2 separate regions of the Homo sapiens genome follow, and region 2 is linked to region 1. The links are chromatin contacts, found by Hi-C or POLR2A ChIA-PET in ENCODE. All regions are on one chromosome and are shown on one strand. Each heading gives the region's core, a stretch centred on a gene start or an enhancer-like site at or near the end of the contact. The rest is flanking DNA. Distances are from core to core; before and after follow the strand shown.

Region 1 (3,716 bases), core at 699-3,198:
AGGGCCGGCCCTGGGAAGTGCCCAGCAGGTGGATACTTGTCAGTTGCTTATCAGGTCCCAGGTGAGAGACCAGAGCCAAGGCTACATGAATCGATCTGGAAGGCCTAGGGGAGGTGGCCCCTTCCTCCCAGAGCCCCGTCTGCTCTTTCCCACTCTGAGCAGGCCAGTGGGGGGACAGGGGAAGGAGAACCTCATCACCTCCCTCTTGATGCTCCTGTTTCATTTTATCCCCTTTGATCCTCACAACACTGTGAGATACTTTATTATTTCCTCCATTTTATTTATATTTTTATGTTTTTAAAGGTGGGGTCTCATGGCATCACTCTGGCTGGAGTACTGGTGGCTGTTCACAGGCACACTTGTAGCTCACTGCAGTCTTGAACTCCTGGGCTCAAGGGATCCTCCCACCTCAGCCTCCTGAGTAGCTGGGATTATAGGGACCTACTATACTTCCTCCATTTTAAATGTGAATATGCAGAAGTTCAGAGAGTTGAAGGAATGGGCCCAACGTCCCAAGGCAGATAAGTGTCAGAGCCAGAGTTGGAGCTCCGGCCCCTGTGGTGACAGAGGCCTTGCACTCTCAGATCCTCTCTGAGACAGGGAAAGGAGTCCAAACCTGGCATCTAGTTTAGAACCCAGGAGTTAAGAGAAAGGGGTGCATTGAAGGTCTTCTAAACTCACTGTTGTGTTTGAAAGAAGACACTGGAGTCAGAGTGTAAGAAAATGGGTTGGGGACCAGAGCTGAGATACCAGAGTGTGCCCTGGGGAAAGGGAATAGAGGGCAGATGCAGCAAGAGGCGGCAGGTGGTCCTCTGTCAAGGCTGCTGCTGTTCCTGTTCTCCAGTGCCCCTCCTAAAGGGAGGGAATCCCAGGACTCGAGGGTTTTAGAGCCTCTGACTTACAGATGTGGAAACTGAAGCCCAAGAAAGGTAAATGATTTCCCCAGTGTCACATAATGAGTAGAAAAACGAGGTCTACAACACCCACTCCTGAGGCCCAGGACAGTACCTCTCTACTGTCCCCCAAGCCTTGATTTATACAGAGGAAATGACAGAAATGTAGGGATGCCCCCTGAGAATAATCCAGACTCGGGTAGAGAGGAGCTGGCAGGGGTGAGATGGGGTGGTGTGGGGTAAGGGCAGAGAAGATGGAACACTGCCTTGAGAAGAGGGCTTGGAGGAACTCCAGCAACACTGGGGTGGGAAGAACTAAGTGTTCTGTGAAACCAGCCATCTCTCAGCAGTCAGCAATCAAACCACACCCTGAGTCAGCCCGGGATTCCACTGCCTTGGTCTCTCTGGGCCTCTCTCCGTAGCTGGCTGTGTGTTCTTCAGTATTGTCAGTGGGGCTGCAGGGGAGGAAACAGAAGAGGCTAGGAATTGTGGTCCTAACCCACTGTGAACCAGTGGAGGGTGAGGGGAAATGCTTTTGAAGGAAGATAGTTATGTGGGAGCCAGTTATCTGTTTTCTTATTTATTCCTTCAAAATAAAGAGATTTGATCAAGGTAGGCCCCCATTCCTGCCAGCTGCAGTGGGTGGGCACGGTGGAGCTCCGGTTGCCGCATTCCAAGTTGCGTGTGCCATCAGTTGCTGTTCCAGAGAGCCTGGGCCCCCTGACGTTCACCTGCATCTCAGCGAGTGCGTCACTGGCAGCGGCTCCCATGATGTGCAAAAGCAGGTGCAAACTAATGCTCCCGTCTTCGATCTGCTGGCCAGTTATGAGTGCCAGTGAGTACCCTGGCTGGGCCTGGTTGCTGGGGTGATGGGATTGTTACCATGGCCTCCCAGTGACTAATCCCCAGAGAGACAACAACAGGCTCCTTTCGAGGAAATGAGGGTCATTTTTGCATCATTTTGCCCTGACTCTTGCTGCTTCTGAAAGCCGAGCTCTCTGGCCAAGGCGACTGACCCCTGTGGGTGATGATAAGCCCTCAGTCTGAGGCTTAGGCCATCTGGTGCTGACGCGGCTGCAGGGTGTTGTCTTCCCTGTTAGTCAGGGCAAGCCTGGTGCCTGGTGATCTTCCTTCTCCAGCTCGTGGCCTCGGCTCTCCTCTTCTGTGCTTTCCTTTTCCTCAGGAACTTTCGCTTTCCTCAGCAAGGCCATATCACAATGCAGGATTTCTCTTCACTGTGGTGAGCAGGCTTCCTTTTTGAACCTAAGCCAGTTTCAGGTGTTAGGGTCACTACTCTGTCAGGGGTGGCAAGATGGGCCCCCCCACCTTTCTCGTTCGTCCCTGGTTCAGTGAGGATGACTCCTCCAGCCCCAGCTTCAGGCCTGACTCTATTGGGAGCATCCCTCCTGAGCACCCCAGCCAGCACTGGCACCTGCCCTTTGCCCTCCTGAGTTCACTCAGCCACAGACTTCTTCCATCCCAACAGCCAGATGAAGGTCAGACCCAGGCTGTCATGACAGTGCTGCCCGAGAAGTTCTGCAGGGCAGGGGTGGGGCCCAGGAGAGGCCTCTTCACTGGCCACGGTGGCGACCCCTCCCTCACCATCCTGCTGTTATCCAAGGAGGCGTAAAGGGTGACATCAGAGACCTGGGAAGCCCTCATCCTACCCACCAAACTCCAATTCTGTTCTCAAATCTCCCAGAAGATGCTTGGTGGATTGTGAAAGCCTGGGCTTCCTTGTTTTTGCTGCTCTATTTTGACTACAGCAGTCCCCATGGCAAGACCTCTCATGGGCAGAAGAGCAGAATGGAGAGTGGCTCTGGTGGTGGCGGGCCAGTACAGGGAGGGTTTTTCTCTGCACACGTGGGGCAGGGTGTGTACATTGAGATAGAATGGCATGTTGGGAATCTGTGCACCTTTCAGAGTGTCTGTTTGTAAAGAGTACACAGCCCCAGTTTGGATGTGAATGTCTGTATGAGCGTTAGGAGGAGAATGGGATTCAAGAGATGTGCTCTGACCTGTTCACTGATGCATCATGATGAGCTAAAAGTAAGAAATCCCTCCCTGAATGTCAAAATGGCCAGGAAATCGTTGCTGTATTTCAGTAATTGGGTTTGTCAGAAGTGAATTTCTTGTGAGGCTGATCTACAGGAGCAGAGGCAGAGAACAGCAGGTGGGAATCAAAAACAAAGAATTGGCCTTGACGGCAACTTGTCTTCTCCCTCTCTGCCTCCTCTTCCCTTGTTCCTTTCCCCCTCTCCTGCTTCCTCACCTCCAGCTGAAGTACTGAAGTTACTGGAGTACAACCAGGGCTGTCAGCTTGGGGTGTATCTTGAAATGGACTTTCTGAAGTATTTTCTGGGGTTTCAAGCATGAAACAGCTGGTGTTTTAGTCGGGGTATAGATTTGGCATCTGTAAGAGAAGTTAATAGTGGCTTAAACAAGTCAGTAGCTTATTTTTTCCTCACACAGAGCACTCAGTAGACTAGTGTGATGGTCCGTATGATTAGGGGCGCACACCTTCTTTCTTGGTGCTCTGACATTTTCAAGACACACCATCCCTCACATGGCCCCAGATGGCAGTGCCAGCTCCCACTGCCATGTCCACAATCTGGTGAGCCGGAAGGCAGGAGGGAAGGGCCAGCCTGGAAGTCACATGCACCACTTCCATGGATCTTATCAGCCAGGCCCTCGTCATCTGCCACAGATCTCAGCCAAAGAGGCTCAGAAATCGTGTGTTGAGCTAAATGGACACACGCTTAGCTAAAAAGCCCATTTCTGTGTAAGGGGGAAAGACTGGGTTTTGGGAGATAGGAACTTCAC
Region 2 (3,716 bases), core at 567-3,066, 160 kb before region 1:
TGTATTAGTAGAGATGAGGTTTTACTGTATTGGCCAGGCTGGTCTTGAACTCCTGACCTCACGTGATCCATCCGCCTCGGCCTCCCAAAGTGCTGGGATTACAGGCATTAGTCACCGCACCCGGCCATATACATAATTATTTCATGAGAAAAATGTTTGAAGGAGGAGTGCTTCACTACCTAAATGTGAAATCTTTCATGTGTAATAATTGTTGTTTCAGTGATATGGGAGAACCAAATCGTCATCCAAGCATGTTTCTCTTACTTTTGGTGTTGGAGAGACTCTACGCTTCCCCGATGGATGGTACTTCTTCTGCTCTCAGCATGGGACCTTTTGTTCCCTTCATTATGAGGTAGTGTCATGCTGTGTAGAAATTGTCTAGGTTGGCGTGGGAGTTTTACGGGAATATTTTATCTTCTTCTTATTTCAGAAACTATTTTATATATATCATATATATTTTATATATATATATTATTTGTTTGTTTGTTTGTTTTTTGAGACGGAGTCTCGCTCTGTCGCCTGGGTTGGAGTGCAGTGGCGCGATCTCGGCTCACTGCAAGCTCCCCCTCCCAGGTTCACGCCATTCTTCTGCCTCAGCCTCCGGAGTAGCTGGGGCTACAGGCACCCGCCACCACGCCTGGATAATTTTTTGTATTTTTAGTAGAGATGGGGTTTCACTGTGTTAGCCAGAATGGTCTCGATCTCCTGACCTTGTGATCCGCCCACCTCATTCTCCCAAAGTGCTGGGATTACAGGCATGAGCCACCGCGCCCGGCCATATTATATATTTTTTTATATATGTAAACCTATTGTATATATTAAAAACTATTATATATATAACTATTATATATATTATATGTAAAACTTTTGTATATAACTATTGTGTGTGTGCGTGTATATATATATAACTTGTATACACACACACACACACACACACACACACACACAAACTTTGGGAGGGGTCTTGTGAAAGCAGAGGCCTGGGTTTTCCTGCCATTGCCCCCAGTGTTTCAGAGTAAGGTGCTTATATTGTGGGTACAGGATCTCATTAGAACCTGTGTAAGTAATGTTTTCTTTGAGCCCTGTCTGCTCCAAGGCAGGTGGATGGTGTTGATAGGAGATACTCCTTTTGAAAGACATAGCCCCATGTTTGCGTTATTCCTGTGTTGAGCCTGGCTAGCACGGAGCAGGCTTGGTTCTGGTATGTATCTTCTGTCCACGGGTTCGAGAGGATGTCAGGACATCTGCCTCTTCACTCTGGAAGAGTCTGCGAGCCGGTGCAATGGGTGGCATGTAAATGGTAATGCCATGTGGCATGAATTCCCACTCGTCTTCTCTTTTACGTTTGTAGTACCTGAAAAAAGCCATGAATATAGAGTATTCATGAAATAATATAACAGGGTTCTCTTCTTTTAGAGCCTATTACCACTTCTTGTGTTACATCTTTTCAGGCATTTGCCGTCTTCTGATTACTTTGTTCATTTTGGATCAAAGGCCTAAATATGTAGGCCTCCAAGAAGTATTAAAATTTTCTCATGAAACCTTTCAGAAGCCTATCATATTAGTTAGCTATTACCTTTCTGCTTAGCTCTTGACAAAACAGTACCTTCATTTTTGTGTTTCTACCAAAAATTGAAGTGGATTTGGAGCAGAAGGGTAAGAAACCAAACTCAAGAGAGTATTTCTTATGTATGTAGTGTCCTAGGTTTCACTTCCTTGTTTCACAGAGCTGACTTATGCATTTTAATGTGAGAAAACCATTAAACATGAGGTTCTGGCATGCGCTTGCAGAGCTATTTGTTTGCGCCAAGCCTTGGCTGTGGCTGTGTTATCTTTGATCACAGAGATGACTCAGGCAGACTGGTTTTTGTTTCCTGATATACAAAGTTACCAGTCTCCTTCATCTGGCATTTGGTGATTCATTTTAGGAATTTGGGTGGTAAATTTTACTTTCAGGGGCCTTAAAAATTGTTCTTTCATGAATAAGTGGAAAGAACTAAGAAATGTTTTCAGAAAGTTGATGCAAGGAGGAAAGGCATGTGCACAGAATTGCAGTTTACATTAGAAACAGAGATTTGCTTTAGAACCTGTGCTCTGTCTTAAGAACATTGAATTTGTGGAAGCTTTTTACTACTCAGTCTGTTGTTCATTGCATCCTAGAAATAATAAATTACTACATTGAAAGTACCTTTCAGTGGTACCTGAAAGTACCTTTCCAAAATGTTGCTTAGTTTACATATAATCAGAATGCTGATACTACTCATTATATTCAAAGTATCCATTATATAAAACAAAGATTGCATTAATATAGAAAATTTAAATATTGCTTTGAAGCCAGTGTACTTAGGGCATCATTTGTTAACCTCTAAAAATACAAAGTAAGAAGTTTGCAATCAGTCTGTTCTTCCAGTGAAAGAAAATGCTGCGGTTGTAGTTGCTTTCTTCCAGTAAGTAAGGTGCTTTATGAAGTAGATTCATAGAACATCACCAACAGCAGAAGTGCCACCAACCAAAATACAAGGTTATTTTGGTGTAACAGAAAGAGCACATCTATCACTCTTGACAAGCCCTGCACTCTTGGGTTCAAATTGTAGCTCTGTAACTGCCTTGCTTGCTCTCTGAACCTCAATTTCCTCAACTTGCAAATGAGGGTGATAACACATCTTCTGAGAGTCACTGTAAGCAAAATGTCCTGTAAGCAGAAGCACCACCCTTGATTCCTTAAGTACAGAGCCTAGGCTCTGACTTATTGACTGTCCATGTGTGTTATAGAACAGTGTTTCTAAAACTTTAAGATGTAAACATATCACTTGGCTATCATATAAATTCTGATTTCAGTAAATCTGAGGTGAGGCCTGAGAGTCCGACTTCCAAATGGTCTTCCAGATAATGCCACTGCTGCTGGTCTGTAGATCACATTTTGAGTAGCAAAATTAAACTTGGGATATTAAATTTAATACCATCACACACACACACACACACACACACACACACACACACACACATACAATTTTAACAAGCTAGACAGTAGTAGCTTATTAAAATTGGTTAGGCAGTTTAAGGAATTTATTAAGAAGTAGATTTTGACCCAGGAATGCAGAAAACAAGAAAGAAAGTGTTCTGAGCAGAGAAGTCAGTAGGAAGTAGACCAACCTTTGTTGAGCCCCGTCTTTCTGCCAAGTATTGAACTGGTCATTTTACTTACAGTGACTCTGAGAAGAGGTGTTATCACCCTCATTTGCCCGTTGAGGAAATTGAGGTTCAGAGAGCAAGGCAGTTACAGAGCTAGAATTTGAACCCAAGAGTGCAGGGCTTGTCAAGGGTGTTAGATGTACTCTTTCTGTTATACCAAAATAACCTTGTTTTTTGGTTGCCTTTTGAGTAGCCAGTAACTTAGCTACACGGAATGGACCTATAGGGTCTGAAATGTATGCAACTGAGAGAGATGAGGAGCCTATATCCACAGCTGCTGTATCTGAGTACAGGCTGTCTTCTGGATATAGACGTAATGTCTCTACCAATGGTGGGATCTGTTCCTTATTTTGCTTTTCCTGTAGGAAAAGTGACTGATTGGATTGGTTAACCATGTGTGGCACATGGTGACAATCGCCTGGGGTTATAGGACTGGTTTGTGGCCAGATACAGTAGAAGCCTGGCTCTTCTTTCTTGGCCACCTTCTGTGGTAAAGTGGAAGGCCCTAGATTTAGTTAGTTTGG

Evidence for each region. A loop is a pair of places that touch in the nucleus more often than their neighbours do. ChIA-PET counts read pairs that join two places held with the same protein, here RNA polymerase II (POLR2A). Pooled maps may share reads with other maps.
Region 2: a loop to region 1 is called in a pooled map, with 4 times the contacts of the local background. The contact joins two enhancer-like sites. A Hi-C loop is called at or near these places in 3 of 50 pooled maps. POLR2A ChIA-PET finds 5 or more read pairs at or near these places in 2 of 52 experiments (GM12878 and SK-N-SH).

The regions. Positions count from the first base shown.
Region 1 is chr2:43,267,443-43,271,158 of GRCh38, reverse strand. The region is part of intron 36 of THADA (THADA armadillo repeat containing); the gene reads left to right. Among named protein-coding and RNA genes, the nearest start is that of LINC01126, 42 kb to the right of the region's middle. Within about 2 kb of position 1,948, at least 25 of the 41 ENCODE cell types and tissues checked have a DNase peak (open chromatin) inside an H3K27ac peak, as active enhancers do.
Region 2 is chr2:43,424,736-43,428,451 of GRCh38, reverse strand. It overlaps THADA (THADA armadillo repeat containing), which reads left to right. Exons shown (of 38, transcript NM_022065.5): 28 at 221-352. Among named protein-coding and RNA genes, the nearest start is that of THADA, 170 kb to the left of the region's middle. RefSeq lists enhancers at 1,833-1,892, 1,913-2,002, 1,157-2,356, 2,395-2,474. Within about 2 kb of position 1,816, at least 24 of the 41 ENCODE cell types and tissues checked have a DNase peak (open chromatin) inside an H3K27ac peak, as active enhancers do.